4 separate regions of the Mus musculus genome follow, and all the other regions are linked to region 1. Evidence: chromatin loops called from intact Hi-C (ENCODE). Cell type or tissue: heart. All regions are shown on one strand. Region 1 holds the start of Col27a1 (collagen, type XXVII, alpha 1). Region 2 overlaps Col27a1 (collagen, type XXVII, alpha 1). Region 3 overlaps Col27a1 (collagen, type XXVII, alpha 1). Region 4 overlaps Col27a1 (collagen, type XXVII, alpha 1).

The links. Peaks named below come from ENCODE experiments on the same cell type or tissue, not always from the same donor. Only the 100,000 strongest peaks of a DNase experiment are listed, where the experiment ranks them.
Region 2: it touches region 1 in a loop (6-fold over the local background); 32 of 42 quality-filtered maps call a loop at or near these places.
Region 3: a loop joins it to region 1, with 3 times the contacts of the local background. A loop is called at or near these places in 5 of 42 quality-filtered maps.
Region 4: it touches region 1 in a loop (6-fold over the local background); 32 of 42 quality-filtered maps call a loop at or near these places.

The regions. Positions count from the first base shown.
Region 1 is chr4:63,212,033-63,220,032 of GRCm38, reverse strand. It overlaps Col27a1 (collagen, type XXVII, alpha 1), which reads right to left and starts at 4,621. Exons shown (of 61, transcript NM_025685.3): 1 at 4,152-4,621. The coding sequence starts at 4,207. In heart, CTCF peaks have their summits at 3,903, 4,730 (motif pointing left) and 6,063 (motif pointing right); DNase peaks (open chromatin) are centred at 3,232, 3,382, 4,162, 4,642 and 1 weaker place; H3K4me3 peaks cover 3,155 bases; H3K27ac peaks cover 2,027 bases; H3K27me3 peaks cover 3,862 bases.
Region 2 is chr4:63,304,192-63,312,191 of GRCm38, reverse strand. Col27a1 (collagen, type XXVII, alpha 1) reads right to left here. Exons shown (of 61, transcript NM_025685.3): 35 at 6,954-7,007; 36 at 5,453-5,506; 37 at 2,563-2,670. Among named protein-coding and RNA genes, the nearest start is that of Orm1, 36 kb to the left of the region's middle. In heart, CTCF peaks have their summits at 4,369 and 4,582 (motif pointing right); DNase peaks (open chromatin) are centred at 1,541, 3,581 and 4,591; H3K27ac peaks cover 2,344 bases; H3K27me3 peaks cover 901 bases.
Region 3 is chr4:63,274,048-63,282,047 of GRCm38, reverse strand. It overlaps Col27a1 (collagen, type XXVII, alpha 1), which reads right to left. Exons shown (of 61, transcript NM_025685.3): 17 at 6,067-6,120; 18 at 4,882-4,935; 19 at 4,207-4,260; 20 at 934-987; 21 at 751-804. Among named protein-coding and RNA genes, the nearest start is that of Mir455, 21 kb to the right of the region's middle. In heart, CTCF peaks have their summits at 3,001 (motif pointing right) and 5,800; DNase peaks (open chromatin) are centred at 87, 3,027, 5,277, 6,617 and 2 weaker places; H3K27me3 peaks cover 2,367 bases.
Region 4 is chr4:63,316,233-63,324,232 of GRCm38, reverse strand. Col27a1 (collagen, type XXVII, alpha 1) reads right to left here. Exons shown (of 61, transcript NM_025685.3): 42 at 6,849-6,905; 43 at 6,693-6,746; 44 at 6,196-6,249; 45 at 5,918-5,971; 46 at 5,259-5,312; 47 at 5,076-5,183; 48 at 4,676-4,783; 49 at 2,696-2,803; 50 at 732-785; 51 at 252-314. Among named protein-coding and RNA genes, the nearest start is that of Orm1, 24 kb to the left of the region's middle. In heart, a CTCF peak has its summit at 4,466 (motif pointing right); no DNase peak of the experiment used is centred here; H3K27ac peaks cover 203 bases.

The DNA.
Region 1 (8,000 bases):
CACTGGCCAGGTTCCTCTTCCAAGAGTAAAACCAGGCTGGTGTGTGCCTGGGGAACAGGGTAGTACAGGAAAGCCAGGGCTACTGTCTGCAAGTCTAGTCTCAGCTCCTTCCCTGACAGATCTCCCAACTTTCAAATCCAGTAGGAGTTATTATCAAGAGCAAGCATGACGTCAGCACCGTGCAGCACACCACCGGGCTCACCCACTCACTGAGTTCAGACACTGCATGAATACGGATCACACAGTGACTAGTTCGGAAAGGCAAACGTGACTCAGGTATAGCCAGTGAGACACACACAGTCTGGCACCTGTCAGCCACCAGGTGAATTATTTGGAGAGAAATAGAATGCTTTTCTACTGGCCTCTGTGTTTTTGAAAGAAGACATGCTGTTTAGAGATGTTGTAGGCTCTGTGTGTGCATGAGGTAAGAAGTCTCATGACCACTCGAGAGTGGCAGAATGAGAAAACTATTGTGAATGTCACCACACCTAGGCTGATCGACCTTGAGGTTGTTCAAAGGGGGATGACCACTGAACCCTTTTTAAAATAGAGTTGAATTAAGTCTTCAGTCACTTGCAGCCTGAGGGTGACTAGGTGAAAGGGCTCTGGGATGCTGACGATAGCCCTGAAGTCTTCTCCAGCAGGCCTATGCATGGGTGGCAGTTAAAGATGTCACATGTCTGCATGGTGAATGGGGAACCACATGGTGTATCAGGACTCTTTACATGCCAGATGTCCCTGTCTCACTAACTGAGGATAACTGCTAATGGTCGAGTGCCCAGACACACTGAATTTGCCTTCTGCCATGGCTGGCTTTCAAAAGTCACGGGCAGCCTCAGTGACCCTGGGAAGTGGGAACAGGCTATTTAGTTTGATTTGACAGAGAAGCCTGTGCCCCAGCAAGGGCAGGTGCTTCCCTTCAAAAGCACCTTGTGCATTTCCCATATTACATCCCCATTCAGGTAGGCATGCTAAGAAACAGTGGCCAGGCAGCATGGAGAAAAGCCAACCCCTGTATCCAAGCTTAGATGGCTTCCCCACCAGGCCTGTATCCCAAAAGTTCCCAGAAGTTCCACAGTCAAGAAGCCGGGTCCCTGACCCCGGGAACCTGTCCTCCCTTCTTGAGTCTGCCGAAGCTATATCATATGCACCTGTCCTGGATGTTTTCCAAATGACAGAGGAACACCAGGTGAGAGAGTGAAGGCACGAGAGCCACATGTGTCCTAGATCATCTCTGGCTGTAGTTATGGGCACCCTAGAGGCTAGAATAGAGTACAAGACTAAGATCTCAGAAGAAAGATCCTGGAGACAGAATCCCATTGTCTTGTGCCATTCAGCTGCCTAAGGCCAAGCCCCAGAAAACCGTCACAAATGCAGCCCATTTTTTGGAATTGGGCTTCTTTGCACACTGGAGGCATAAACTTCATAGTATCCAGTACACCTCAGTTAGAGAAGGACCTCGAAGATCCCGAGGGGCGAGATTCTATGCCTAGCCATCTTTTTGAAGAGATGGTTAACAAGAGCCCAGAGAGAAGGGACTAGCCCAAAGCCACACAGCCAGTCAAAACAAGCCTACATTTTATTTGTTTTCCCTAGAGGAGAAAGTGAATACTTTTAGAGACTTGCTACTTGCTGGGGACCAGAGTTTCAGCTTTCTCAGTAGGATTGGAGATGCAACCAGGAGCCCTGGAGCCATCTATGTGAGTAAGCTCCAGCCTGGAAAGTTGGCTGCAGAAGGAAGGAGGCCCGGCAGTGTGACTACTGTTCGAGTGCTGTTTAGGCTACTGTTAATAATGCTGGTGGCTTCACCGGCTCGCGGGCAGGCTTTGCTCTCCCTGGCTTCTGTTTTCATTACAGCTTCACAGACCTTGGCTTGGCTATGGAGGGGCTCCAAGGTATCTGAAAGATCAATTCATAAGGACAGCTCCCAGATGTGAGCCACGAAGGACACAACTTCTTCTGACCATGTAACCCTCCAGGGAGTAGCCAGGGTTGTTCCTGTTCAGAGACTCAGCTAGAAGCTGCCTTCTATCTGTGTGGCTTTCCCTTCCTACTGGTTTCCTGGAAACACTGGAGACTCAGAAATCCACCCCAGATTCAGCATTCAGGGAGGCCCAAGGTCCCCCCAAGCCCAGAAGACATAGGAACCTCGGAGGATGGCAGATGTGTGGATGCTGTCCCCAGTTGCTCTACCACAGACTGAGTGATGCCAGGGCTGGCTGGGAAGGGCGTGAGTCTGTCCCCGTCCCACCTGCCTCTGTGGCCTCATCAGACCCTGTGTACCCAAGACAGCCACACCCAGGTCCTTCTCCACACCTTCCACCTCCTCCATGGGAACACACACACACACACACACACACACACACACACATAGGTCATCTGTCTGGACAGGATACGGTCCAGAACTTTCCCATTGACTCACACTCATTCACAAAGCAGCAAGCACTGATACAAATAGCAGCTGTGGTTTACTGAACATTTACTCTACGCTTCCTGGGCACGCTTCTTTAACTTTCACAAATGCTTGCCAGCTGGGAGGGCTGGAGCTCACCTTGGTGATGTAAAAAGGAGAAGCAGAGAGGTGGCAGGCCTGGCCAAGCACACACTCCAGTATAGAGGACTTGAATTCAAGCTGCCTGTTGCTAGGTTCCTATGCTCTGCTCCAAAGTCTGCTTTCCACTGAAGTGAGTGAGCCCAGAACTGGCTCCTCTGCATGTCAGACCAGGCCAGACCATGGAGACATTTAGAAGGTCCCTGGGCACTGAGATCAGAAAAAAGAAACTGCCAACAAGATATCAGGGGAGTATGTTGGGCTACAAGCAGAGACAAGGGAAGGCATGGATTATAGGCTACTTCAACGAAGATCCCAGAGCCCAGTGTTCACCCAAGAGCAACAGGGCATATGGTTGCCCAGGAGGGAGGACTTCTCAATGTAGAAGCAAGGAAGGGCAAGAAGGAGCCAGGGTAGGGCAAAGAAGCCGAGGTGGGTAGATGCTTGAGGATGTACGGCCAGAAGGGCAGGCAGGCTTTGGTACTGCTTGCCTTCCTCAAACTTTGGCCCCGTTGAGGCAGGGGGTGCTCTTTGGCACCACCACACTGCCCAACCGCTGGCATCTGCCCTGGCACAGGGTCTCCCGGAGAAAATGAGTCACCAATGTGCTCACTAGTGCCCTGTGTATACGAATGCGTGTGGTGGGGGGTGTGGGGGAATCTCAAACAGCCAGCTTTTTCCAAGACATGGAAAAGAAGGGGGGCGCCTCATCACCCTGGCTCCAGCTCAAAGGGGCGTTTCTTGAGAGGGTGGGCGGTACTATAACTCTGGCCAACCTCTTCTGGGAGCCCTAGAGTACCAGCAAGATGGAAAGGCAAGCCTTGTGCCTGAGATATAGTCCACAGGGCCCCTCTGGACCGCGTTCTCCCACACACACCCACACATAGTGACTGAATCCCTCACTCTTACAACTTCTGCACAAGCTGGGAATCCCAACTGTGGGGTGCCCCTGTGTGCGGGGGCCCCGCCCTGGAGATTCCCGGCCCCTCTCTGGCCACGGTTCCCTCATCTGTACAAGGAGGTTGGACTTGGTGATCTCCCAGGGCCTTTCCGCTCCCACAAGCTGGCTCTCACCCCTTGCTTACTCAGGAGAGGGACAGGAACTGCAGGCTTCCCGGGAGAAGCTGGGAAGTTTGAGGTACGCAGACCCAAGAAGACACATTCACACAGGCAGAGAGGTTAGGAAATGCAGGAACGTGCAGAACCCGAGGCCGAGCCAGGAACAGACACCCGGACCTGACGACCGACAAACTTGATTCACAGGACAGTGGAACTAAAGCCATGCAAGCCCGCGACCTGCAGACACCGAGACTCCCTCCTCCGGCCCCTGCCCCCTGCCTGCCACTCTGAGCACTGCCACTAGACCCCTCTTGGGATCGCTGGTCTGGCTCTGCGCGGACCCTCCCTTGCTGGTCCTAGTCTCAAAAGAGCTCGGCCTGGGGTGCACAGCCCCTGTTAACCCCTGGCGTCCCGCCTGGCGGGAAGCTACAGGAAGCTGACGTTACTCTGCGAGCGTCTGGTGCGGCAGGGAACCCCAGACTCTTGTGCACATCCGAGGTTCAGGAAGCTGAATCGGGGGCAACCCTGGGATTGTACTCACCCCCCGGGTCCTGACGCCGCTGTGCCTCGGGCCCCCCGCGCGAATCCCGTGCCCATGGCAGGCCCCTACTTCATGCTGCGGAGCCCGGGGGGCAAGTGTGGGCGCGCCCCATGGGGCCGCCAGCCCCCCGCCGCGCCGCGCCAGGCCGGCTCAAAGCGCGCTGCCGGCGCACCCCCAGCCCAGTCCTGCGCCCAGGGGCGCCGGAGCAGACGGACAGCACGGCCCCAGCCCGGCGGTCGCCCGCGCCAGGCCCATGGTCCCAGGACTGCCGGAGCCGCGCTCGCCCCTGCCTCGCTCTTTTTCTGCTTCCACCGAAAAGGAAGAAGCAAGAAAAGGCAGGGAGAGAGAGATGATCAAACTTTTGGAGGCGGGCCGCTAGCGGTCTCTGGAGGCAGAGCAAGGCCGGGAGAGCGCGCGCGGAGGGCGGTGGAAGCTGCCTCCCCGCCGGCCTGGGGGAGGAGAGGAAAAGGAAGGATTTGGGGGAAATGAAGGCGATTTAAAGTCTCGGCCCGCCGCAGCTCTCCACCTTCTTCTCCTCCCCGCGCCGGGCCGCCCTCTGCTGCCAACTGCTGCCCCCTGCCGGACGCAGCAAGGGATGCAGCATCGGTTGCCTCGCGCGACCGTCCACCTATCCATCCTGAGGGGGACATCCCACCCCCAGATCTCAAAACAGACTCATGAAAAAGAACCTCCTCCTGGCTACTCATGGATCTATCACAATTGAGATTAGGAATTTACGATTAATGACACTAAGGATCCTCGATAGCGGGCGGTGGGGGAGGAAGGGGGAAAATTCTACTCCTGAGAGGATCCTAGAGATGCAGAAACACAGTTGGGACCTTGACTTGGCATCTACATTTCCACGACAACCATCTGTCTTAACTCCCAACTCTTAGCAGAAACTCTTGCACCCTAGAGCTCCGTGGAAGACCGCTGTGGGTAAGCGTGCTGAATGTGTTCGGCCTTTCTGCATTTTCTCCGACCAGAGACTCCCCGGAATCCCACGCGGCACCCTCTGACACCCAGGCAGATTCTCAAACTCACGAGCACGGCTCAGCCCTGAGACTAAATCTCTAGCTTCTGGCCTCTACAAGGCGATTCATACCACACTCCCGCACACACACTCCCGCAGGCACACTCCAAACACTCACACTCATTCACACGCAGACACAGCCACGCACTGTACTGAACTTCCGCGAAACACCTTTGGATGTCTGGATTCCTGGCGATCTCAGACGCTACGCTCCCAGAGGCAGCCACCCGAGTGCTCACACCCGCACAAAATGCACATGCACAGCGCACACACTCCCACATGCACAGTCCATGCAGCTCCCCGAGTGCACACTCCCCGCTTGCACACGACCCTCTGCGAATGGCAACCACAGGCGTGCATACAGGACCTGCACCCTCTATTGCACATGCATCCACCTTTGCGCACTCCAAACGCCCAGAGCTCCGTGAGTCCCAGGGCACTTACTGGGTCCCCAAGTGTGACGCTGGCCGGTCGGTTCTTAGGCGGGTGCCTAACGGCATCTGTGGTCATGGGTCCCCGCAGCCCCGGGCGCGGGGGCGGGGGTGCAGTCCCCTTCCCTAAAGGCGCACAGGGCGCGACGGCGCCGGGAGGAGCATGGGAGCGCGGGCCTGCGCCACCGGCCCGGTCCCCCTGCGCTGCAGCCGCGGCCACTCCGCGTGCTCCGGCTCCAGCTCGAGCTCCGGGTGCGGGGGGTGGCTCATAGGTGCTGAGGCCGCGACAGACGCCGGCCCTTTTGAAGTCTCCGCTGGGGGCGGAGAGGGGGGCGCTGAAGGCGGCCTTTTAAATCGAGGCTGCACGCGGGCACCGTCAAGCAAGGTGTCTGGTTTCAGCAAACTTTCGGAAAAGTCCCAAGTCGGAGTGGGGGAGGGCTCCGCCGAGCTGTACGAGGCATCCTGCAGGGGGCAGAGCACCCGGGGCTGCTGGGGCCCCCCGCGCACCCCCCCCCCCCCCGCCTCCAGTCTGAGTGCTTCACCTTCCTTCACAAGAACACCCGATGCTCTGCACTGATTGCCCGTGTCTGTGCCTGAGAAAGGGCCGCGGGTCTTTCTCGAATTTTCCTAAGTTCACAGCTTCGAAGGTAAAGTATTCCCTGCCCAATCACAGCTGCTGTGTGTTTCTGAGCTGCATACTTTGTGCCAGGCACATCCTGTCTTTATTTACATTTTTTTGGTATTTCGTTCATGGGTTGTTTTTTTTTTTTTTTTCCTTCTTTTTTATTTTTTGCCTTAGAGGCTTTTAAAGGCATTGCATTTAAGTGTTGGGTATCTCTCTTACTTTGTTTGGCACTCTTCGATATTTATCTCCATTACTGAGGGACTTGGTGACCAGTAATATTTTGCATCTTTTCTCTTCCACACTGAGGGCCTCTATGCTACAGGAAAAGAGATATGCGATTATCTACGCTGGAGAGAAGGTTGATCACGCTGGTAAGTGGTACAAGGGCCACTGAACTCAGTGCCAGACTCTCAAGACTTGTGTCACTTCTTCCTTCTTGCTTCTTCCTTCTTGCCCATTGCTGCTGTCAAACATTCCTTTGTCCTTCTTCAGCACTCACCTGATGTAGCTGCTCCACTCACAGCCACACTTATCCGCACATCACAGTGCTGTCACTGTCCTGATGCCTCTATAACCCCATCGCCAGCCTGGAATCTGGGACATAATCAGTGCTCCAAATATTCCAGCCCAAAGAAGCTGTAAAACAAAAGGGGGATAGGGCTCCTACAGTATGCAAGCCTCTGCTTGGGAAGTGAGCCACTGTTAATGGATAGGGACAAAGAAATTACACGTGATTCTGAACACATATAAACTGTAACACAAATCAGAAAGAGCAACTTAGGGTAGAGAGGCACATCTGGATGGGTGACTCCACTCTCACTTTATCATGAACTATTCCTGTTCTTGTCCTCTGCCAATAGTACAAAGATAACAGAGATAATAAAGGAAGACTGTGATAGGGGCTTTTAACGAAACACATGGATCAATCGAATTGTCAAGCTGACTCAGAGGATAACTAGAATCCCAGGAATGTACCCAGGAGGAGGTGGTGTTTAGAACCTGAAGGATGTTAGCTATGCCTATAGCTGTGGAGAAAGGATATCTTCCATGGAAGAATCATAGGAACGTATGGTGGGTTGCAGACTGGCCTTGAAAACTGTGTGTGGCAAAGAAAATAAAGTCTCCAGGTCTCTCCCCTGTGAGGACGCAGGTGTCCAGGCAAGAAGACACTTCCTCAAAGATAGCTCACTGACCAGTGGTGGCACCAAAGCCTTTCCAAGTCTCCCCTATGTGGTCTTTAAATACAGTGCTAGTGTCAAGAACCTAACAGCCCCAAAGACACATAGGAAACTATTGGAGGTCTCAAAAGATTGAAATGTGTCCATCCGGGCTTCACTGTGCCTATGCAGAATGTAGGTTCATGGAGCTCAATCTTCCCGAGGTCTTTTGCACTAGGGCAGATCTGACTGCTTCTCTGCCTTAGACTCAGTTCAGTAAATGGCAGTAAGGGCCTGCTGAACTTTGCTGAGTAGCCTGTAGGCTTCTGGGAGCCACAGTCGTCTGGAAGAGGCATGGAAGGGCACTGGCACTGAGACCAACAGAGAAGAGACCCTGCTTCTTCATTCATTCTGCCACACAGGCGAGTGACATACAGCCGGTGACTAGGTATGCACTACTGAGTGCCAAAGACAGCGAGCCGTTGTCCCTGTGAGTGGGATAAGTCACTCACAGACATCCCTCACTCAGGTGGCATCTCTGAGGTCATAAGTCTGGAAATGGGGTAAACTTGCTGGCAGGCCTGTATAATAGACATGGTCAGG
Region 2 (8,000 bases), 92 kb before region 1:
TCCACAGCTTCTCAGGCACAGTGTCCTGTCTCAGAGTGAATCTCAGAACTGGTACAGTGGGAGGGGGCGGAGCCAGGTCCCTCCAGGAGTGAGCATCCTGTGGCAGGGATCCTGAGATCATCAAACTACCTGGAGGCTGAGGCTGGGGCTAGAAAAGAAGCCTCTGCTGGGTCCTATCACAGATAGGCACCAGCCAACTACTGCTGGGACACAGCTGAGGAACGTGTTTCTAGGCAGTTTGGTCATTGTTTATACATCAGAGAAGTTAAAATGGAAAAAATAAGATGGCTTCACTAATCTGTATGATCTTATGTGAGCCCTGGTCTATGTGCTGTCCCTCAAGGATGAAGCATCATCACATAGCGTGTGACCACAGACACATTTCTAGGAAGGCCCTGGTGGCTTATAAAATGCTATTTCCCAGTAATCAGCCTGCCTCCAACCCACGGAGTATGAAACATTCCTCGGTTAGCCACGATGCCAAAGAAACCCAAGCGCAGAGCTTGTGCCCACAGCCCAGTGTGCACTTAGGCCAGAGAGATGCTGCCAACCTTGGCATATGAGAACTCTGAGGGACCACGGAACATGAACCTCACATTACTGCTATGGCAACCACAGCCACGTGACCAACCCCAGCCACCACCAGCAGCTCTTACATACTTTTTCCTCCAACCTTCCCTATTTCTCTGTGCATTCTTGTAAAGGGTTGTCTTTCTCAGCGTTTCTCCTCCAGACTCTCTGGTGTGTAGATGTGTGAGGTGTATGCGTCTGAGTGTGTGTGTACACGTGCCTGTGTGTGCGTATGTGGAGGTCAGAGGACACTGCATATCGTTCTTTATTGCTCACAACCTTACTGCCTGGAGACAAGTTGTCTCACTGAACCAGAAAGCTGTGTGTCTTGGCTATGCCAACTGGCAGGCAAGCTCCTAGGATCAAGATCCCATAGCACGGAGGTTGCCAGTGCACAATGGCCATGCCCGGCTGTTTCCATGGGTGCTGAAGATCCATACTCAGGCTGTCATGCTAGGGGAACAAGCCTTCCATCCACTAGACTATGTCCCCATCTCCCCGTTTTCTCTTTATAACTGAGAACACCAAGGTTGGGAGATGGGCAGCTGTCTGCCAACTGATACACTGAAGGAGGGTTATTCAAGCCAGGAACCCAGGTCTGACCTTTGAACTCAGGTTCTTAGGATACGTCCTGCTGGGTTGCTCCCCACTCCACAGCAAAACCACAACCTCGCCGAGAAAGTGGCCTTAGGGCTTTAGACCTCAAAATAATCTTGGCATACATTCCTTCTAGATTTTCAACATAGTAAGACTGAGGCCAGGGTGGGCTAGGAGCCACGGCCACGTTACACAAGGGAATAGCGAGGTAAGAAACAACCCATCCTGCTAAAGCCCTTCTTACCCACATCCTCAGGGCTGAGGAGAGCAGCAGTGGGCGGCTCTGACAGGCACCCCTCCTGCACTCGTGGGCTGGGCAGTGACCTCATCCCCTTGCTCCTGAGGGCTATTAGCACGTCAGCTCTATTTTTAGGTAACAGATACTTTCCCACGGCCAGCATGTTGCTGGCTACTCTGGATCCTTCCCAGACTGGTCACTTCAGTGCTGAAGAGCTGTCGGGAGCAGGCTAGAAGAAACATGGACTGCTGAGCCATGCAATAGCAAGAACCTGTCATGTTGGGGTGGGCAGTAGGGGATCACGGAGTTGTGCTAAGGCCAAGGCTGGCTCAGAGTGGACACCTGCAGGCCTGACACTCTCTGGTGGCTTGTTGCAAGGTGGCTGGATCCCAGGGGCCTGGCAGGACACTGAGCTGGCCACAGAGTCCTGCTCCATACACACCCTTGGCTCTGTTACACAGTAAACTTCCAAGCTATCAGTCAAGTATCAGAATGTCCTACCTACCACACGTCTTTTCCCCCACAGCCTGTATAGGCTCTGAATTCCAGTGAGTCCACTTCAGACAGGATGTACATGCAGGGGTTCAAATCCTGGCTCTGCCTTTTCTTACTGTGTGGTCTGGGCCAGGTTCCTTTAACTGTCTGAGTCTCCCAACCTTCAAGGATACTAGCTAATTAAAGAATGGTCTGGAAAGCACTGGCATGCTGTCTGCAAACACTGAAACAAAATAGGTTCTCTCCTCTACCAGGGGCCCAGCGCCCAGGGAAGATACTCATAGTGTTTGTGGTCAAAGTCCTGAATGACCCTGAAAGATAGAGACCTCGCCAAGGGTCAGGGATGGCTTCCAAGGGCAGGAACTGTCTCTGTGTGAGGAGGACTGAAGGCACACAGGGGTATAGGAACAGGAAAGAAGGGAGAGTGTGCTCAAAACAAGAGGAGCAGGTGCAAAGGCCCAGAGGTAGGGCAAGCTCGTCCCAGGAGACGAGAAAAAAAGGCTGGGTATGGGGCTGGAGGAGATGAGGTTACAGGGCCACACGGAACAGAGTTTCTCCTGAGGGAGCAGGAAAGAGGCAAAGTAGAGAACTTCTCGGGAGGCCTGGACAGCTATGAGCATCCCTCACCCAGAGCCCCATGCTGCTGGATGCTCCACACTCACCGGGACGCCAGTGATGCCCGGGGGCCCAGGGGACCCATCCTCTCCTTTCAGCCCTTCCTGGCCCTTTTCACCATGCTCGCCATCGGGCCCTGGGTCGCCCCTGTCGCCCTGGATCGGGGGGGGGGGGGCAGGAGGAAGACAGAGAAAGAGAACATTAAAAACCAGGTCATCAAAGGCCTCAAAAACCTCAGGCAGCCTGTTAGTTGCCGACATGCCTTCGGTACCGGAGTCATCCTCACCAGAGCCTTCCCTGCTGGTACTTGTTTAGTGTTTGCTACCAATGGGGAAACTGAGGCAGAGCTAAGTCAAGCCAGTTGGCCCCAAGTAGGTACAGCTAATCTGCAGTTAGCACCAAGTCCTGGAAAACGGGGCCCCAAGGGAGGAGTTCTTGTGGGTAAGGAAAGTGTAGCAAGGACTCCCTGAAACTGAGGACTCTAAGAGCCTTACCTATGAAGCCCCTGCATGGGCTTCAGGAGCCCAAGGCTCAGGTGTCTTGGGTTCTCCACAGCACTGGTTTTGCAACATGTCATGGGTATAGCCCTTATGGGTGTGTGTACTCTAGCTCTGCATGCCAGCCTTGCCATCTTTCCCTCATGCCCTGGGCAGAGCTGAGCTGCCTGAGCTCCACCAGGACAGGGTGTGGGCTATAGTTCCAGCAGCAGTTTCAGGATCAGGGACTGTCTATCACAAGCTCATCTCCAAAGGGATGATAGGCAAGGAGATTGCAGCATGTCTGTGTGGCCTCGCTGTGACGGTTGCAGGTCCCAAGAAAGAGGGCAGAAGGTCCCATTTAGAGGAAGGGGGTGCAGGGAGTGGCCTTGGATAGGAACAGTGCTGACAACTGCACACGGGGCTCAGAGCAGCCGTGGGAGAAAGGCAGAAGGAATCTGATTTGGCCTGGCCAGGAAGAGAGAGTCAAGATACAGATGTGGTGGCTGGAGCCTGGCCTTTGGGCAAATGAGACTGGCATGTAGAGTTGTAGGTACTTTCCAGCTTGGCCTGGGGGACAGCTGTAGGTGTCACATGACACAGGCCAGCTTTGAGCAGCACTGGGCACGAGGATGGCTTGTATGGTCCCTTTCCACTGAGCCTGTCAGAGTCCCAGCACAGCCTGGCACAGAGACCTGCTGGCCCAGATCCGGCTCTCAGAGACTCCCCTGGCTCTGAGACTGAGCTTCTGGCTTGTCATCTTGGCCACCTGCTGTCTCACTTGTAGGCTGGTTGCTCCAGGTAGCCAAGCTAGGCCCAGGCCCTGGCCAGAACCAGTCTCCAGTGACTATTCATGGTCTGACTCCTACACAGCTGGAAACGGGGTTCTGTGGGGCCCATGAGAATGGGCTGTAAGAGTCTCTGGAGGTATCTGCCAAGGAGCAGAGAGCCTTCTGGGTGGCCTCTCTCAATCCTCCCAGTCCACAGATTGAAGAACTGAGTCCGTAGAGAGGCAGGGATCTGAGCTCAGGGGACCGAATCTCCCTCACACCCAGGTCACAATCCTTTCACTACTCTCAGTAACTCTGTAACTCTGGCCAGGTCCCTCGTTTGTATAGGTGGAACACAGAGAGACCGTGCATCTTACTCAGCACAGCCCGGGGCAGTGTGTGCTAAGGGTGACTGCCACCTCCACTGTTATCAACAGAGATACTGCACATGAGAGCTCTGTGAAGTGCTGCGACCATTGGAGAAGCAGCTGATTGCACAGTGGTGACCCCTGGACGTGCAGTATAGGAAGCAGTCTCTCCCAGGACCTCCCAAGGATCAGAAAGATGCTAGGCACCCAAGTGACCAGTCTAGTCCTAGGACAACGGTGTGATTGGCTTTGGAAGCTAGAGGCAAGAACTGTCAAAAGCAAGAAGTAGAGAGACTGTGCAAAGCCTGGACCTGTCCTCCTGCCCCCTGGGGCAAAAACTCCAGGACAAAAGTGGCCATCTAGGAAGGGATGAGGAGGCTGTGACCCCCCCCACCCCCCAGCTGTACCAGGAGGCTGCAGAGCTGGGGCCAAGAGCAAGCGGTTAAGTGGCCGGCAGGGGGCGCGCTTTCACTTGCAAGGAAAACAGAAGCGCTGACAAGGCACCCAGATGAAGTGTTCTCTGGTCCCTGGGTGACTGTGAGGAGCTTAGGGCACGGAAGCCTGGCTCTGTGGCTGTGAAATTGAGACTCAGAAAAGCTGAGGCGCTTCTGTAGATCTGTGGCGGGCAGGTAAGAGGGTCATACACGATAGGGGGAGTCTCTCTGGGGTTCTGGTGTGACCAGGTCAGCACAGAGAGCCTACCCGCGGAGCTTGGATTGGGGCAGGCCGGGGACTGAGGGTGGGGCTGTGCCTACTTGATACCTGCAGTTTCTATGCATCACCGACCGACCTGGGGCTCAGATGAACATCATCAGGGAACAGCAGTGCCCCGGAAGCGCCTGCAATCGGCTGATCCTTCACTCACAGCCAGACTCTGAACCTTGTCTTCCTGTGAGCCTCATTTTCCCCTTCTCCTTCGGAATGGATGTTGGGTATAAAAATACTGGGCTGTGTGTCTACAGCAAGCTTTTTAACTTCTCTGAGTCTGTTTCCCCATCTGAACATTGAATTCAAGCATCAACGGACGTGACTCATAGAGGGCACAGCATCGATCGATCGTACCTGGCAGCCTTGGGACTAGTTCCCCCTGAGTGCTGGCTTATGAACCCCTGGTGATGGTCAGAACTTTTCATCTTTAAGGGCGTTATGAAAGAGAGGATATGAAAGCCCCAGGTAGAGCAAGGGCAGCCTTGAAACCCTGCTGATTCCTCCACCCCCACCCCACCTCCCTTCCTCTGCCGGGGAGAAGCTGCTAATTCAGTGTTCTGAGGGAACTAGAGCAGGGCTAGAGGCCATTCCCAGATCCTGGCCCAGACAACTCACCTTCAGCCCATCTGGCCCCACAGGGCCATGGTCTCCCTCAAGGCCTGGCTCTCCCTGGGAGAAAAAGATGGGGAGGTATTACTGGGTAGCAGCGCAAGGGGCGTTCCCTCCCCACTTGCCAGGGTCAGGAACCCACTGGCTCTCAGAAGCTGAACAAGTGGATTTCTATGGGGCAGAAGAAGGGCCACAGAGCCTTATGGACCAGGTACCTGCTGTTGGACTGGGGAAGCCAGTTGGTAAGAATGGTTTCTGACAATGCCAACCTCAGCATCAGCAGTGTTTCTGCAACCTCAAGTAGGATCTTAGTTTCTATAGGAATCCCTTTCTTACCTGGAAAACATGGCTCTCAGGGAAGGGGATGACACACTCAAGGGTGTCAGCCACCTTGGGCCTCCTTCTGAGAGCTGAAATAAGTGTTCCTGGAACCTCATCTCACATGAGGAATGTAAGGACAATTGGTAGACTTGGGTGGGTAAGTTCTAGAAAGATGCTAAGAATGCCAAGGCCCTCTTTGATGTCCCTGCTGGTCCTCCCCGTGCTGGAAAAGCCCCAGTTCTCCAAACAGCTGCCAACCTAAATTGGTATCTCCCTCTGGTTTTAGAATTTAGAGCTGTCCAGAGGCAGAGCTAGGAGGGGACCCAGGTTGGCAAATGCAGGAATGGCAAAGATATGGCAAGTGAGCAGATGCTGCTCCTCTTGTACCCATGGCAGACATCAATAATCAATCCACCAGAACATCAGTTCCCTTAGACAGGTCTTCTGTTACTCACTCTATGCTCCCATGCCTAGTACACTGTGTGTGTTAAAGGAATACTCATCTGCCTCTCGAACTTATTGAGTCTAGATGGGGCCACAGGACCTTTCTCAACACTATTTTCTAAGGAGACTCAACTGATCAAGCTTGGTGGCCATGCACAGCTAGCATTTCTGGACTCTAAGCTCTCCTATGCTGCCTAGGGCCTTCCCTCTCTCTTTGCCTAATTTTGGATAAGTTTCCCTCTGGAGACTGGGTACTGGGAACTTGGGGCATCATAAGGAAGAGAAGATGGAGGGAGGCTGAGATGGGGTGAGGACCTGGTGCCCTGAAGACTGCACAAACTCACTCACTCTTGAGCCTTTCCTGCCCCATCTGTAAGGTGCTAAGGATACGGGCTGTGTCCTTACAATTCCCATGAGTCTACATTCACAGAGTACAGAGAGGGATGCTAGGATCTCATGGGGCTTCTTAGGGCAAGGCAATCTCATGGGTTTCATTTGGAAAGGTGAAGGCTAACTGTAGAACAGTTTCGGAAGGGGGACATATTTGAAGGAAAGTATCTGGAGGTTAAATATCTCTGTGGTGATGCTGGGTACCCAGGGAGACTAGTCAAAGCTGTCAGGACTCCTCGGCTGTTTCCACAGTTGGGGAATCTGAGAGTTTTGGGGGTTGATCCAAGCCATTCTCCTGCCCATGGCTCACAGGTGACCTGGGAGCTCTAGAAGGAAAATGTACTTCACTTACCCGCTGCCCAATAAGACCTTGCTCCCCAGGGGGGCCCAGAGGTCCGAGGTCACCCTAGGAGAGGCCAAACACAATCCATGTGAGTGTGGATAGCCAGCCTTAGCCTCTGCCAGCCCTTCTTCCTGCTCTGACTAGGACCGGAGAAGCTGGAAAAAGCTACTTCTTGAGAACCATAGAGAGATTCTAACACTTAAGTCCAAACCCTTGTTCCAGGTAAGTCCTGGCCATGGGATGCTCCTCCACTGGGCAACTGGACCACCTCCACCACCACCACCATCACTACCATTACTACCACCACCCAGAACAGCAAAGCAACCATCAGCATCACAGTCAGCATTGCAATCACTATCATCACCACCACCATCCCAACCACTACCACCACCACATTAGCACCACCACCATCCCAACCATCACCACCATAACCACTATTGCCATCACAACCAGCAAGATCATTACCATCGCCACTACCATCCTCACCATCATCACTGCATAGCCACCACTATCAGCATCATCAACACCATCAGCAGTGTCACCACCATTACCAGAATCACAAAACCATAATCACCACCAACACCATCATTATCCCTTCCACCACTGTCATCACCAGTACCAGCATTAGCCCTACTACCATTATCATCATCCTTACTATTATGACTGCATTACCACCATCACCAAAATCATCATCACCATCCCCACCACCATCAATCTATCACCATTATCAGAAACACCACCATCACTGCATCAGCATCACCACTATCAACATCACTACCTCACCATCATCATCACTGCCATAACCACCACCATCACTACATTACTACCACCATCACTTCATCACCATCACTGCATCACCTGCATCACCATCACTGCATTACCACCATCACTGTATCACCATCACTGCATCATCACCATCACTGCATCACCAATACCACCACCATCACTGCATCACCATCCCTGCATCACCATCACTGCATCCCCACCATCACCATCACTGCATCCCCACCATCACCATCACTGCATCACCATAATCACCATCACTGCATCACCATA
Region 3 (8,000 bases), 62 kb before region 1:
TTGATCCTTCTGGCATCCGGGGCCTGACCACAAGCCCCTTTAAGCAACCCCTGCAGCAAGCATCTGCAGCTTCCAGGAAAGCAGCCCCACGCAGTGACTTGAAGAGCCAGCACTGGGACTCTGCCAGACCCACACCCAGCTCAGAGAAAGACTCGCATCAGCAAAGGCCTGCTTGTGGTTGCTCATTCTCCCACGGCTGTGCACCGCAATGCACAAGGTTCAGGGCTGCATGTGCAAGCAAAAGCCAGGCTTCCTGTGGGAGGCCCAATAGGTCTGAGGCCTGCTCCTCTTGACTAGATGCAGGTGAACTCTGCTGACATGCCAGCCTGGTAAGGCATGGCATTTCCATGATGCTCTAGTGGTCCCAGGAGCATCCGTGAGACTAGCACAGGATCTGAGCATAGACTCCGGGCTGATGAACATCTAGGCTCTAGTAAAGGTCCTGCCTGCTAACACGGGGCCTGGCAGTCATTTCCTTCCCTGGATCTCCACTTATGAAAGGGGTCCAACATTTCCTATCCTCTCATTTTGAGACTGATACTGTGCTATGTGTGGAAGGAAAGTCGCTTGCCCCACCAGGTCAGAGAAGAGTCACAGGCAGGGTTGTAAGAGAACAGATAGATTCTCTGGTGATGAATCTCAAGTGGTCCTGCCCTCAATCATGGCTTTGGTACCCTGGACAGAGCCAGCTAGGTGCTGGGATAGGCTAGAGAAGACAAAGAGGGACAGGAGGGGACAGGGCTATCTTACCTCAGGCCCCAGCTGCCCAGGAGGTCCAGGCAGGCCTCGGGCTCCAGGCTTACCCTGGGAAAGAGAACAGAAATGGTCTCAGAGGTAGTACCTCCACATCAGGTTGACAGGACACCAGATGGTGCAGCCACCTTGGGCCCTGGGGCTTCTTCAGCCAAGGACCTTAGGTGGGAGAGAACTCACCTTCATGCCTTCAGGGCCATTGTCCCCTGGAGGGCCAATGTCTCCTGGGAAACCCTATGGGAAAGCAGAAAGCCAGGTCACCTGGGCCTCTGGTTGGCAGGTGCTCAGAACAAGCCCCCACCCCACTGGTGTTCACCCCTACCACTACTCTTGTGTGACCTGGGGTAGGTCAGCTACTTGATCCCCTTTCTCTGCAGGCCCCAAGCCTGACTTTTCAGAGTGGCTGAGAAAATGCAGAATGCACTGAGTGTGGTGATCCTTGGTGTCTTTAATCTTAGCATTGTGAGGAGGAGGCAGAGACAGGACAGTAAAGAGTTATAGGTCATCTTTAGTCACATATCAAGTTCAAAGACAGCTTTCCTGCTTGAGACTTGTTGAGAGAGAGGTGGGAGAACAGAGATATAGAAACACATTAGGCTGTCACACATGGTCATCCGTGTCAGAGGACAGAGTCCCACGTTCTGGGGACACTGAGCCCTGAGTCAGCTGCCCTGCCTGAAAAGCCTTACCCGTGAGCCACATTCATCCTTTGAGCCATGACTCGCCACATTGGTTGTGCAGAGGTAAGTGCTAATGTCCTGTAGCATGGCTCCTCCTATCAGAAGCTAGAATTCCTAAGATCCCCTGCTCAGAGTGCTGGACTCTGGGACACACCCCTGTCCTGACCTTAAGGGGCCTATCCCCACAGGTGACCATGCAGTAGACAGTTCCCCTACATACTCTGGTGCCTCTCCTGGGGACCCATTCCCCATCCCAGAGGCTTGTTTCTACCATAGCTGCTAGCCAGGGCAAAGTGCCCTATTGCCTGGCTGTCTCTAGTGGGCCAGTTTCCCTGACCCAGTATGGAAACATCCCTCTCCATGTTTTATGTGGAATACCTCTGTTAATCCAGCCTAGAAACCCATTAGCCTAGGGCAGCTAGAAATCAAGCCGCTGCCTCCCCCCACCCCACCCATGACTCTCCATGACTAAAATGCTCCCCTCCACTTTGTCTTCTGAGGTTGGTCTTCTCTTCTTCCCTTTAACCGTTTACTACTAATTTCTGTTAAAAATCCTTTTGTCTCACCCCACCCCCGGCAAAGTCTCAAAATGGTCCTGAACATTCTTTTTCTTTAGATAGTTTCACTATGTAGCCGAGGCTAACTTGGAATTTGCTATGTAGACCAGGCTGATCCTGAACTCACAAGAGATCTATCTCCTTCTGCCTCCTGAGAGCTGGGATTAACGGTGTCTGCCACCACACTAGGCAAACAGTCCTGAATTTGGAGCTGGCACATTGAAGCTGAAGTTTCTTCCCAATGTAACCAAAATCCTGCCCTGTTATTCACTCCTTGTGTGAGGGGCAAGTTACTCAGCCTCTCTGGGCTTTAGCCTATAGAGTAGTTAGTAGATCAAACACCTCACTGGGCTGTGCTAAGGTTGAAATAAATGATGGAAGCCAAGTGCATAGACGGGCACCCTACAATTAGTACTCCATACAGACTTGCATCCGCAAGAGCTTGGTCTCTTAAGCTAGGAAACCATCCCTGCCTTGGGTCACCTTCTCCTCTGGGAACAGAGCAGCCGGGATGCTGAATTCAGTTCTGATGTTAAATAAAGGAGGCCATGCAGTCAGGAGGCTGTGAGCAGAGGCTCCCTCCCTGGTCCTGAGGGCCAGGTGCTAGCCAGTAAAGACACCAGCACACTCATGGCTCTGCCTCCCACCATCCAGAGTCACTCCTAGCAATGGAGTCAGCCAATCAAAGCAGCACAAAGGTAGGCCAGAAAGACCCCAGAGAGATCCTGAGAGCCAGAGTCAAGCTGAATTGCTACTGAACAGCGACCCTAAGTCTATTCTCCTGGGCTTCAAGCCTTGTTTTTCCCACCCGTAAACAGAGGCAGAACTCTCCTGTTTCACACCCCCCTACCCCTGCCTTGTATGGCAAGTTCTCTCCCCCAGCTCCTGGCCCATGAAGAGCCTCATTAGTCCATGTTCAGGAGTGAGCGTTCCTCCTTCACTGGCTAGGCTGCCAGGAAACCCAGACTCAGGAGTCTTTCCACAGTGAGCAGCAGATGGAGGCGAAGCCAAGTTCATTTGTCTAAAGATAGGGCTGTGTACTGGCCAAAGTCAACACAGTGGAGAGTCAGACCGTGGCTTTTAGGAAGCACGCCCTCATCCATCGGGGAAGACTATGAGTGATCTTTGGAAAGCTTGGGAGAGCCCGTAGGGCCAGGCTCTTCCCTTGGCTGCAGGGATCTCATGGAGGAACAAGGTCCCGAGGCCAGGGAGCTCTGGATGAGGGATGGGAGCCCTGGCTGGGGACTAGGCGTCAACAAGCCTGAGGTAGACAGAAGCCCTGGTTGGGGTAGCATACTGCTGTTAGAGGGGAGCAGGTTAGCAGAGCCAGGGTGAGCACCCACCTGGCATCTAGGACAAGGCTTGAGATGTTCATGACCACATTATTTTAGATGCTGCCGGATGCTCTCCAGGCCGCCCCACACTTAACTGGAATTACCTTTTTTTTCTGGTCTCATATTCTCCAGCTAACCCAGATTCAGCAGCTCCCATCCCTCCCTACCATGTCCAGGAGGACTGAGCCCCAAAGAGTAGCCATGCCAGAAAGGTTCAGAGGAGGCCCCGACAAATAGACCTGAAGCTCCCAGATTGGGTGGACAGTAGCCCTCGAGGGCTTTGGTGATGGCTCAATCGGAACCACAAGTGTCACATTAGCCACCACTGGGGAAGGACTCTGAGGTTAGCTTGGGGAGCCCCGGGTGAGACAGGACAAGCTGAGGGGGGAAGGAAAGCGGAGCACTCACCTGTGACCTTCTCTTTGTTTCCCTTTTGGTTTTTGAGATAGAGTCTAGCTACATAAGTTAGGCTGATCTTGAGCTTCCAATCATCCTCCTGCCTCTACCCCCATCCAAGTGCTGGGATTTTACCATGTACAACTGAGCTCATTTCTAGCCTTGGCCTTATCTCTCATTTTATGTGTGATCCATACCAATTCCTTCATCATCTCTGGGCACAACACTAAGAGCCGTAGTCAGATGGAGAGAGAGAGAGAGAGAGAGAGAGAGAGAGAGAGAGAGAGAGAGAGAGACAGAGAGACAGAGAGACAGAGAGACAGAGTGAGAGACAGAGAGGCACAAAGAGAGACAGAGACAGATACACAGAGACACAGAGAGAAAGAGACAGAGACACAGAGAGAAAGACAGAGAAAAAGAGGCACACAGAAAGAGACAGAGAGAGACAGAGAGACAGAGACAGACAGACAGACCAGAATCACATACCTCAGGTCCAGGAGGTCCAGGAAACCCAAGTGATCCTTTGTCTCCAGCTTTTCCCTGTGGAAGACACAGAATCACTACACATACAGGATGGGACGGGCCCTACCTCCCACAAATATCCCATTCTAGGCTGAAGGCAGTTGACATGTTCTGGAACTACACGGGCAATACTGCTTAGCTGGCTAAAAGAAGCAGGTGCTGCAATGTTTTCTGCTTTGCGTCCCACCCAGGAGACCCGGGAAGTCACTTCAGCCTTCAGATCTGAACTTCTTCATTAAGAAATGGAACTAGCCCTCCCTGCCCTTGAGTGTGGACAGCATGCATGCAAAGAGAGTGACAAAATTTAAAAAAGGTGTGGCTTGGTGACATGGAATGGATGACATCAGCATTGTCCACAGGCATGTAGAGTTTGGTTCCAATTGGAGTCCATTGTTGTGCTGGGCCTGGGGCTTGTCCAGCACCCAGTGTGACTCCTGCCCCTCAGTTTCAAAAACTCTATCTAGGAAATTGACCTGGGGCTACGTGTGCCTCATTACACTCAGTCCAGGTCTACTAGAAGGCAAAGGGAAGTCTTGGATTGGGTGTACCTCCAGCCATGACCCATGAGCAGAGGGAGGGGTACTGGCCCCAATATCCTGAAGCTACAGCAAAGTGGAAGGATGAGGAAGAAGAACTTACCAGAGGCCCTGGCTTCCCCCGGCCACCCGGGAGCCCTGGCAAGCCATGACTCCCCTGTGAAAGAGAAAGCAAACTAGGTTATCTGAGGGCAACCATGCCAAGAGCACATGAAGCATCCTCCTGCCAGCCCAGGCCTAGAAATGAGATCTTCGGGAAGGACAAGGGCCTCCCTCTTCCACTGCAGGCTTGGGAGCTGCCTTGGCCCAAGTACAGGACCCAAGGAATCTTAGTCTATATTAGTCCTGCAATGCCCTTCAGGCTACATGAGACCAGAGCCCAAGAGAAGAACAGCCAGACCTGCATGTTCTAATGCACACATGGACACTGGCTGGGTCAGGACAAGCTGCCTGGGAGGAAGGGACTGGGGCTAGTCAACATTTGGGCTTGGTGGACCAATTGGGAGAGGCCCAGATGTGGCCACATGTGTAACCCAGGGAGAGGAGCCATTCTCAGCAGGTCACAGCTGGCCTCTGGAGATCAAGGGTGCTATGGTTCATCCGTTGTTCCTTCTGTCAGCACAGCTAGTCCCTTCCTCCTTCCTCCCCTCCCTCTGGCCAACTTGTCCTTAATTTTCACTGCTGAGTGTGGGACCCCAGCAGAGCTGTCAGGCAGTCTAGCACCCTGTTCCTCAAGGAATTCAGTCTGCAGGAAGCTAAGCACAGGTCCCCAAACTAGGGAGAAAGAGCACTCTGAGTGAGGGGCAGACATCTGCCCAGGACATCAGAGAAAGATGTCTGAGAAAGTAGAGGGGGGAAAATGATGTCTGATCAGATTGGGGCAGAGGCCAGGGGCTCTGTTCAAAAGGAAAAGCAGTGTTCAAAGAGCCCAATGTTCCCAGGACAGTTTAGTGGATCCGGAACACAACCACGGGGGAGGAAAAATAGCAGAGTGACAGAGAGGCCGAGACCTGGATTCTGTGCCACTGGGTGGAGCACCAGGACTTGTCCCTAAGAACAGCTGGGAACTACCAGCGGTGTATGAAAGAACAAAGATGTGGCCTCAAAAGGACAGTCTGGGGGCAGTGAGGAAAGACAGACTGGGATAGGTGGCAGGGACTTGGAGAGATGTCCAGAGGCCACTATAAGGTCCAAGGAGAAGTGATGGGTGGTAGATGGGAAATGCCACCTGACATACAGGCTCCGACGAATGAGGGCAGAGGTAGGGATGGCAGCAGATAACAATTACCTTGTCTCCTTGGAAGCCAGGATCTCCCGACACACCTGGCACCCCTTGTTCACCCTGAGTACACACCAGCAAAGAGATCATAAGGAGAGAGCCAGCAACTTGCAAGCTTCCCCCCTCACCCCCGAACAGAGGACCCCATGGAGCCTCATGGAGGCTGCTCTTGTGGCCAGCAGCAGCCTTGGCTCTAAAGGGATCAAGGACCCACCCCTTAGGTAGGGTAAGGAGGCCCAGAGTGAGGTGATCCCTCCCATTTCACAGCTGCTCAGAGCACTGCAAGGCCCCCTGGCCCTTTCATGGAGAACACTGGCTTTCTCATAGGACAAATTTCTTCATCCTTCTGCCTCCTGAGCAGCAGTTGATGTCAGCACGAAAGGGTGAAAGCTACAGGGATGACAGCCCAGGCACTGCCTGCTGTGAGTTGTCATGTCTTCCTTCTGTACAAGCAGCCGGCTTCTAATTAAATGCTTAATCAGCGATCGTGGGAGGCATCAGAGAGCTGGCTTCTTAAGACTGTGTGCAATGAGAATCAAACGGGCCCTGACTGAACTCTGGGTGGGTCCCTTCTAAGATGGATTGGGAATGTTTGGTGACAGGACTGGCAGTGGGAGACCTCCTCGGCTCCCTCCTGGTCCAGTTCTGGTAAGTAAACTGTTCTCAGGCCAGATGGAAAGGCGCCTCGCTTTAGGACTGGAGCCATCTGAGAGCTCTTCCCAGTAGCCTATTAGGCCTGCTCACTGAGGCCCCAGGAAGCCCCAGCAGCAGGAGGAAGTTGAAATCTCAGAAGGCCAAGGTGACAGCAAACGTGACATGGCACACAACTCCATCATCAGAACAAAATTGGAATTGAAAAGTTTCTTTTTAAATTGTTTTGTTTTTCTTTTTTTTTCTATTTGGAAAATCTTGTACAAGGTCATAGAGTTTGGGGAGGTATTCATATTTCTCTCTCTCTCTCTCTCTCTCTGATGTGAAAAGAAGGGCAACAAATATTAAAATATGGAGAAGGAAAGTTTAAAAGTCACTGAGAGCTGGGCAGTTGTGGTGCACACCTCTAATCCCAGCACTTGGGAGGCAGAGGCAGGAGGATCTCTGAGTTTGAGGCCAGCCTGGTCTACAGAGTGAGTTCCAGGGCAGCCAGGGCTACACAGAAAAACCCTGTCTTGAAAAAAAAAAAGTCACTGAGAAAACCAAGACATGATCCAGACAGACAGGCTGAGCAGGAGTTCACTCCAGGATATGCCTTGCCTGGCTTAGGGCCAGGTGGGGTCATGGAAAGTCAAAATGAGAAGAAGAATACAGGGATGAACGGCAGCTCTGTGGTCCTGGGAGGTAGAGGCAGCTTGTATGTGGCCTCCAGAGCCCAAGCCAGAGACCCTGACTTAGCCAAAGGGCAGGACAGCTTCTCCCCTCTCTACCATCCAAAACAGCCTCCAATGACTTCCTCTTCCTTCAGTGTGTTCCAGAGCTAAACACTGGAAGTGCCCCTGGTGGTGCCAGTCACTGTGACAGGGATGTGATAGCACTACGGTCATTTCCATGCATCCTAGCTCAGCACACTGGCAGACAGCCCTGCAAAGTCCTCTGCTGTGACATTATCTACTCATGCCCTCTCTCCTTGGTCAGGCCTTCAGCTATTCCACAGAGCTGCTGTCTCAGGTCTTAGAGCAGACAGGTGTCAGGAAGCCCCATCACCCCCACAAGCCTTTCACGTCCAGAGAAGAAAGAGGGGTGGAAAGGCCATACCAGGCACCAGCTTAGACGGGCCACAACATAGGCTTATGCATGATGGGAGAAGACAGAGAGGTAGCAACAGGTAGATAAAGAGCTGAAGTTAGCACCCAATCTCACCAGCTGCCTGAGGGGGACTGAGTAAAAACCATCTGACTCCTATTTGTGGGATGGGCACTGGGAAATTCCATTTCCTAAGACCCCAGGGA
Region 4 (8,000 bases), 100 kb before region 1:
TGGGGCTAGGCTATATGTCTCCTGAGTCTTTCTGCATGCATAGGGTGGGCCACAAGTGTGGGGCAGGGAAGGACTGGGGTAGTGGCAGGGTGAGTGAGCAAGGTGTGAAGCTGCCACAACTGCATTTAGGGGAGGCTCTAAGAGCAAAGGAGCAGAAAGACGTGTGTGCTCAACCAGCTGATGGCCAGCCTCGGACCAGGGGTGGGGGTGGGGGTGACTACCAAGCAGGAACAGGAAGGAGGGAGACTTACCATCAAGCCAGGAGGCCCCCGAGGACCTTGGATGCCTTTGAAGCCAATGTCTCCAGGGGGGCCCTGTGAGAAGCAGAAAAGGGTTGTGCCTGGGGCAGCCACTGGGGAGTACCTAGCAGCCTCCATGCCCCTGAGTTCTGGCTGGCCTGTGCCCTCTTAATTTTATGAGATGCCCTGGGAAGAATAGTAAAGGCTCCTGATGCTTCGGCAGGTACAAGCTATGCAACATCGGAGGGCTAAGTCATGTATGCCTTGGGTCTTAGTGCTTACAACAGCTTTCTTTGTCTGTTAGGGTTCTTTTTCAGACTGGGAAAGCAAGGCTTGTATACTGAGTCATGTGCCCGAGGCATGGAGCTACTAGGCTGAGCACAGTTGCAGCTGGCTTCTGACTCACACTGGGAGGAGGGCTAAGTGAAGACTCATGGGGTGAATCCACAACTAGATGAGCCACAGGTGATAGACAGGAATGAGACTTGGTACCTTGGGTCCAAAGAGGCCAGCCACTCCTGGGAAGCCCATCTCGCCAGAGTCACCCTGTGGGGAGAGCAGGACAAGATGGTGTGGGTGGAGCCAGGACAGGCTGCACCCAGGACAGTCACAGGCATTATGCCGTGCCTCCCGGCTCAGAGTCTCACGGCAATGCTCTACAGTCAGGAGCTCCTGTCCCCGATCCTTATGAGAGAAGACAAACAGGTGTCCCTGCCCACCCAGACAGCTCTATAAAGCACAGTTTCCTGACAGAAACCCTCCATTGATGGCTGCTTAGAAAATAATTTTATACAACAAAGTTTCACTCCTTCCTTTTGGGTATGAATGCCTTTATTTTTCTTGCCTTATTGCCATGGCTGGATGCATAGTACTGCATTGAGAGACGCGGTGGCTTGCTTCTGCTCTTTCAGAGAAAGCACCCAGCCAATCACCACAATGCAAATTAACTGTAGGATTTGCTCACATGTCAGGGAGGAAGTTCTCTTGCATACCTACTTTAGTGAGGCTTCCTTTCCCTCCCTCTCCCTGATCAGAAATGAAATTATAATCTTGTCACATGTGTTTCCTGCACCTATAGTGACAATCAACTGGGTGACTTTTCTCTTTCAGTTTGGCAAATTGGTTTAGTGTGAATTTTACTGACCTATTTCCCAATCTTGCCTTCCTGTGGCCAGCTTCACTTGGCCTTGATGCATTACCCTTTACATGCACTCTTGCTTCTGTTTTGATAACATTTTACTGAAAATTGCTATACAGACTACGCTGGTCTGATGGGTCTGATGTGTTTGTTTGCTTGCTTGTTTGTTTGTTTGTTTGTTTGTTTGTTTTTCTTAAATGTCTTTGACTAACTTTAATGTTAGAGTAATAATGACTTTGTGGACCGAATGGGAGTCTCTTCTTCTGGCTTCTGTAAGTTTCCGTAGGGTTGGTACTATTGCCTCTTTAAGTGTGCTGTAGGGTCACCAGGGGAACCATCTGGGACAAGAACATTCTTTGTGGGAAGTTTTATTAAGGGGTATGCTCACACTCTTTCAGGATACAAAGTGGTTAGGACATCCTTTTTTTTTCAAGTTAGCTTTGAAAGCTTTGCCTTTGAACGGCTTTGCCCATTTTATGCAGGCTGTTTAGTTTCTGGGCTGGTGCTCCTTTGCCATAATTTTGTTACCTCTGATATCTTAAGTGACAGATACCATCTCTCATTCTGACATTAATAATATGTGTATTCCACTTTTTCTGTCTTGAGAAGTCTAACTAGACATATATGAATTTTGTTGACCTTCTTGGAGACCCTATTTTGTATTTATGGTCCTCATCATTTGCTTTCTACTGCTTATATTGTTTCTATTTTTCTTAGACTCTTAGATGCTTTAGTGGCTTTGATGCCGCCACTGATTTAAAGTGCTACAAACACTCCCTAGGGTAGCCTGGGCAGTGTCCCACAAACTCAGGTGCATTGTCTTCTCATATTCTCTTGATTCAATGCACTAATTTGCCTTCTGATTTCTTCTTTGACCCAGGGATCGTTTAGATGTCTGCTACATAGTTTCCAGGTAGGTAAGGCACAGGGAGACAGTCTTATACAGAAAGAGTACTGTCCCTGGAACCCAGGATGCCAAGTTCTACTGATGATTCTTATTCCCATTTTGAATGGGCTGTACAGACCCCTTCTTCTAGACCCTTGACACTTTCTTCCTGAGCAGAGGGAGATAAATAGCATCTGATGACCACAGACAGCATGGCTCTGCCTTTGATATCAAGTGAATAGGCAGCTTTTGGCCCTGTGCACACACCTATGAATATGTTTCTCTGTGTGTGTGTGTGTGTGTGTACGTGCGCGCGCGCTCGCGTGCGCACAGAGTGTACATGCCTTTTGAGTACGTCTATGTGAGTGTGTGTATACTCATGGCTTTAAGCATGTGATGCATGGTCATGCATATGCCCTGAGGCTGACTCACCGGCTGGCCTTTGGATCCTGGCTCCCCCTGGTTCCCAGGAAGCCCTGTTCCACCTTCTGTCCCTCGTTTTCCAGGGGGACCCAGTTGCCCAGGTAACCCACTTTCACCCTTCAAGAAACACATCAAAATCATCAGTCCAAAGAATACATAGGTCCAAGACCAGTGGAAGGGGGATCTAGAGCAGTAAAGCAGAGATTTCATGAGGTCTCAGAATGGCAGAGGAGACATGGGGATGTGGTTGGACAAGCTCAGACCCCTGGCAGAAGCCTGCCTCATGACTCTGACCTCCTCTCTGTATCCAGCAAAGTTCTTGATTCACTATTCCTCCCTGGCAAGACATGTAGACTTCGTCTCTTCGTCACCCATCCCTACCTCCCTGGCCCAATACAGAGGGTCACAACCTTTCTTCAACTAGCTCATAAACGTAGGGAAGCCAAACACCATATCTGGGTCCTTCATTTACATATTGCCTTCTGGGTGTAGCCCTAGGCTAGACAGAGAAGCAGCTCAAGGACCCGTTGTAAGAAGCCTAGAGATTCCACCTCACACCAGTCAGAATGACTAAGATCAAAAATTCAGGTGACAGCAGATGCTGGCGAGGATGTGGAGAAAGAGGAACACTCCTCCATTGTTGGTGGGATTGCAAGCTTGTACAACCACTCTGGAAATCAGTCTGGCAGTTCCTCAGAAAATTGGACATAGTACTACTGGAGGATTCCGCAATACCTCTTCTGGGCATCTATCCAGAAGATGTTCCAACCGGTAAGAAGGGCACATGCTCCACTATGTTCATAGCAGCCTTTTTATAATAGTCAGAAGCTGGAAAGAACCCAGATGCCCCTCAACAGAGGAATAGATACAGAAAATGTGGTACATTTACACAATGGAGTACTACTCAGCTATTAAAAAGAATGAATTTATGAAATTCCTAGGCAAATGAATGGACCTGGAGGGCATCATCCTGAGTGAGGTAACCCAATCACAAAAGAACTCACATGATATATACTCACTGATAAGTGGATATTAGCCCAGAAACTTAGGATACCCAAGATATAAGATACAATTTGCTAAACGCATGAAACTCAAGAAGAACGAAGATCAAAGTGTGGACACTTTGCCCCTTCTTAGAAATGGGAACAAAACACCCATGGAAGGAGTTACAGAGACAAAGTTTGGAGCTGTGACGAAAGGATGGACCATCTAGAGACTGCCATATCCAGGGATCCATCCCATAATCAGCTTCCAAACGCTGACACCATTGCATACACTAGCAAGATTTTGCTGAAAGGACCCAGATATAGCTTTCTCTTGTGAGACTATGCCAGGGCCTAGCAAACACAGAAGTGGATGCTCACAGTCAGCTATTGGATGGATCACAGGGCCCCCAATGGAGGAGCTAGAGAAAGTACCCAAGGAGCTAAAGGGATCTGCAACCCTACAGGTGGAACAACATTATGAACTAACCAGTACCCCGGAGCTCTTGACTAGCTGCATATGTATCAAAAGATGGCCTAGTCGGCCATCACTGGAAAGAGAGGCCCATTGGACTTGCAAACTTTATATGCCCCAGTGCAGGGGAACGCCAGGGCCAAAAAGTGGGAGTGGGTGGGTAGGAGAGTTGGGGGGAGGGTATGGGGGACTTTTGGGATAGCATTGGAAATGTAAATGAGGAAAATACCTAATAAAAAATATTAAAAAAAAAAAAAAAGAAGCCTAGAGCATCCCAGTGGCAAGCAACCTGTTGTCCCACAAAGGCCCACCAGAGGGTGCCCGTGGACAACACAGTTAATGTGGAAGGTTACTAGGGTCTAGTAGGGGGCAGTATTTATTGTCACTTGAATAAACCATCCTTTAAACTTGGTCAACGTGGAGTCAGGGATCCACAAGAAATTTCACATGGGCCTTAGGATATAGATGCTCCAAGAATCAGTATCATTACAGCAGGACCAGGGCAGAAAGAATAGATTAATGAGAGCTGACCTTGAATCCCGGAGGCCCCTGTGCTCCAGGCAAGCCAGCCACACCTGGATTTCCTCTTCTCCCAGCAGGGCCCACAGGGCCAGGGTCCCCATCATTTCCCTGGTCTCCCTGTAAAGAAAACGGGAAGAAGTGTCCTTTGACTGGGATAGCCATGAGTTGGAGGAGGAAGAGGAAGGTGAGGAGGAAGAGGAGGAAGAAGAAGAGAAAGTCACACCTGCCAGTGGGCAGAGCAATATGGCCTAGTGACCCAGGTGCTAGCATCAAAGAGACACAGTGATAAGAATCCCAATGGATGAAAGACCTATTTGTCACCTAGTTTCCCACCTGACTCTTCAGACCTATGCCTGTGTGTGCCCCGTGGAAGTCGCTAACTCCAGATGCCACCCCATGTCTTGCTCACCTGATATCCTGGCCGACCATCTCTGCCAGGAATCCCATCAGATCCAGCAGTGCCCTCAGGGCCCTGTCTCCCCACCACGCCTCGGGGGCCTGGCAGTCCTTGAAGGCCCTGGAGGTACAGAAGAAGCTGGTTAAACCTTCTCAGGAGAACATAGAAGGTGACAGAGAAGCTATGGCAACTCACCTGGGTCCCCCTCCGGCCTGATGGCCCAGCCTTGCCTGGCTTTCCCTTTGGGCCCTAAGAAAGCAGATGTAAGAGATATACATTAGCAGGAAGCACTGAGAGTTGGTGTGATCTACCAGAGAGCCACGTGCCTGAAAGCCCACGGCTATGGCCACCCCCAGGTCACCCAGGGCTGTCCCTGCTGCACTGGGTCCTGACTTCCTTCTTTGGCTCCCCTGTTGCTAAGACTTTCCAAAGGCTCCCTGAGCCATTTTAGACTCGATCATGGGTGTCCCTAAGGAGTGTGGGCCCAGGGGGCATAGTGAGGAAGGTTTATATCAGGCCTACAGGAGGGAACACAGGGGCCTGGGGTCCACAGCAAGGAATGACTCCTCCATGACCATTTTGTCTCTCCTTGTCCTTCATCCCTCAGCTGGCTCCTCCCTCTTCTCACTCCTTCACTGTAGCCCAGCAGAGGTGTGGGCTGAGTTCTTGGCTAGGCCAACTTCTACTCAGAGGCTGATCCCCCTCAGCCCCTGTGAATGGCTGCAGAGCCTGGGAGCCTGGGGAGGTGGAACCTTCCAGCCCTTGCCTTTGCTGACTGTGTGAGCCTAGGCTAGCTGAGGCCCCTGCCCCAGGGGCTCAGCCTTCCCCCGCCCCCTGAAGTCCAGCCGTCTCACCTCTTCGCCTTTTGATCCTTTGGGTCCTGGGCGCCCCCGGGGTCCTGGATGCCCCTGCAAACCAAGGTGAGGTGACTCAAGGCAGCTCCAGGCCTCTCTCCTGGGGAGGGTGGCCAGTCTCCGCCTGGAGGGGGACGGGTGAGGAGGGGTTTGGGGGTGCAGGCTCTAGGGAAGCCCCCGAGCTTCCTCATGTCCTCCTACAGGGCAGATCCTTCTAATTTTTAAAGAGCTTGTTTCTGATGCTCCACCCTGCTTATAGCAGAAGACACAGGACTCACAGGCTGTCCCTGCTGGCCCGGTTCTCCACGGAGGCCTTGAACTCCCTCTTGACCCTGAAAGCGAAGGAGAGACAGGTGAGGGCCCCTCAGAAGTGGCCGGGGAATCCGGTGGCCACATCATTGACCCTCTAAGTCCCGCTTGAATAGAGGGGAATGTAGCAGTTGCTTCTGCTAGGAAGACATAAATGGGGAAACTGAGCCAGCCCCGTCCCTTCACCCCCAAGAAGAAGTCATTACACAGGACCATGCTGGAAGGAAAGTCAGCCAATCTGTTAGTTGTGTGGATTGTTTCTGTCCCCAAAACCTTCAGGAGAGGACCCTCAGGAGAGTCTGGGTCTTTCCTTCATGGTATTAACCTGGTTTCATAGTGGGCTGCTTTCTGCTCCTTATGACTAGTGAAGAAAGGCAGGCAGAGGCAGGAGTCTGTGTCCAGTCCAGACTGGCTTCCCCTTTCCCACTATCTCTACACTCCCCAAAGGTAGAGCTCTGATACTTACAGGGTATCCAGGGTCGCCTGGCTCCCCACGGTCTCCTCGATCACCCACAGGACCCTGAAGGACAGGGGCAATGGATAACCATGAGCCACCCATTCCATGGGTTCTCAGCAGCCTAGCCCTGACCCGCAGGCCAGGGGGAACAGAACGGGAACTTACCCGATCTCCTGGTGGCCCAGGGGGCCCCTCGGTCTTGCCATCCTCGCCCTGGTCCCCCTGTGGACACCACAGAACCAGCATTAGGCAAAGGCCACTCTGGGAGTTAGTGAACTGCAGGCGGGAAGGTGCCTTCCTCAGGGATGAAGGCCAGCCTCCGTAGGCAGGCAGACTGAGACCAACGGTCAAAACTACCATTGTAGGTAATAGTGGCAACAGTGTCCACATGCCACATGGACACTTAGGGCAGGCTGAAAGAGGAGCAGAGACTACAGTGGAGACCTGCGGCCACGGCAGGCCACCTTAGGCCCTGGCCCAACTGTAGGATGAGTTCTTGGCAGCTTTGCAGATGGCTGAAATGCAGCTGCACAGGGCAACGGGACCTCAAAGTCTCCGGTGGGCACTTGAGTTGACCAGACAGTCTTTTGTTAGGCATGCCAAGATTCATTTTATATATTGTCTTGCAGATTCTACAGCAACCCTGCAATGTTTCCCTCACCCCCACTTTATAGACTAGGGAAAGGAGGCGGAGGAACCTTGTGACCCCCTCGCTCTGGCCACTGGTATAGACAAAGGATCCTAGCCACAAGTACAGACTGGACTCACACTCTGGGTCGAGTTCTGGCTAGAGGAAGAGGGCTCCGCAGCACCCTTTACCTGCTATCTGGGAGCTGGCCCTTACGCACCAAGAGGCTGGGTTCACCCACCTGCTCTGTACAGCAATGACAGGGAAATCCTGGGAAAAGAGCAGGACTTCCACAAATCTCCCTTGCAACCCATTCCTCCCCCCAGCCCTGGCCAGTCTGTGGCCAGCTGTTCATTGTGGGGCACTCATGAGCCACAGAGCAACAATGAGCTATGCATGTGACAGCAGTCTTACTGCATTATGTCACTTAGTGATGTCATGGCCCTCTACTGTATGCCAATCCACATTGTGGGGATTGCCTCTGACCCTAGGTAGTGGCACTTGGGGTGCTGTCTCCACCTGGCCCCAGAGTTTGTGTCATCCCTGGCAGCTTTATGATGGCTAAGGAGAGCAGAGGGTCTGAGTGTGCTCCCTACAGGCTCTCAGGGACCATGCCAGGGCCTGGGACGCTAGACTTGTAGATCTGTACTCATGCAGGCAGGAGGAGGGGCTGGAGGACAGCACGCCAA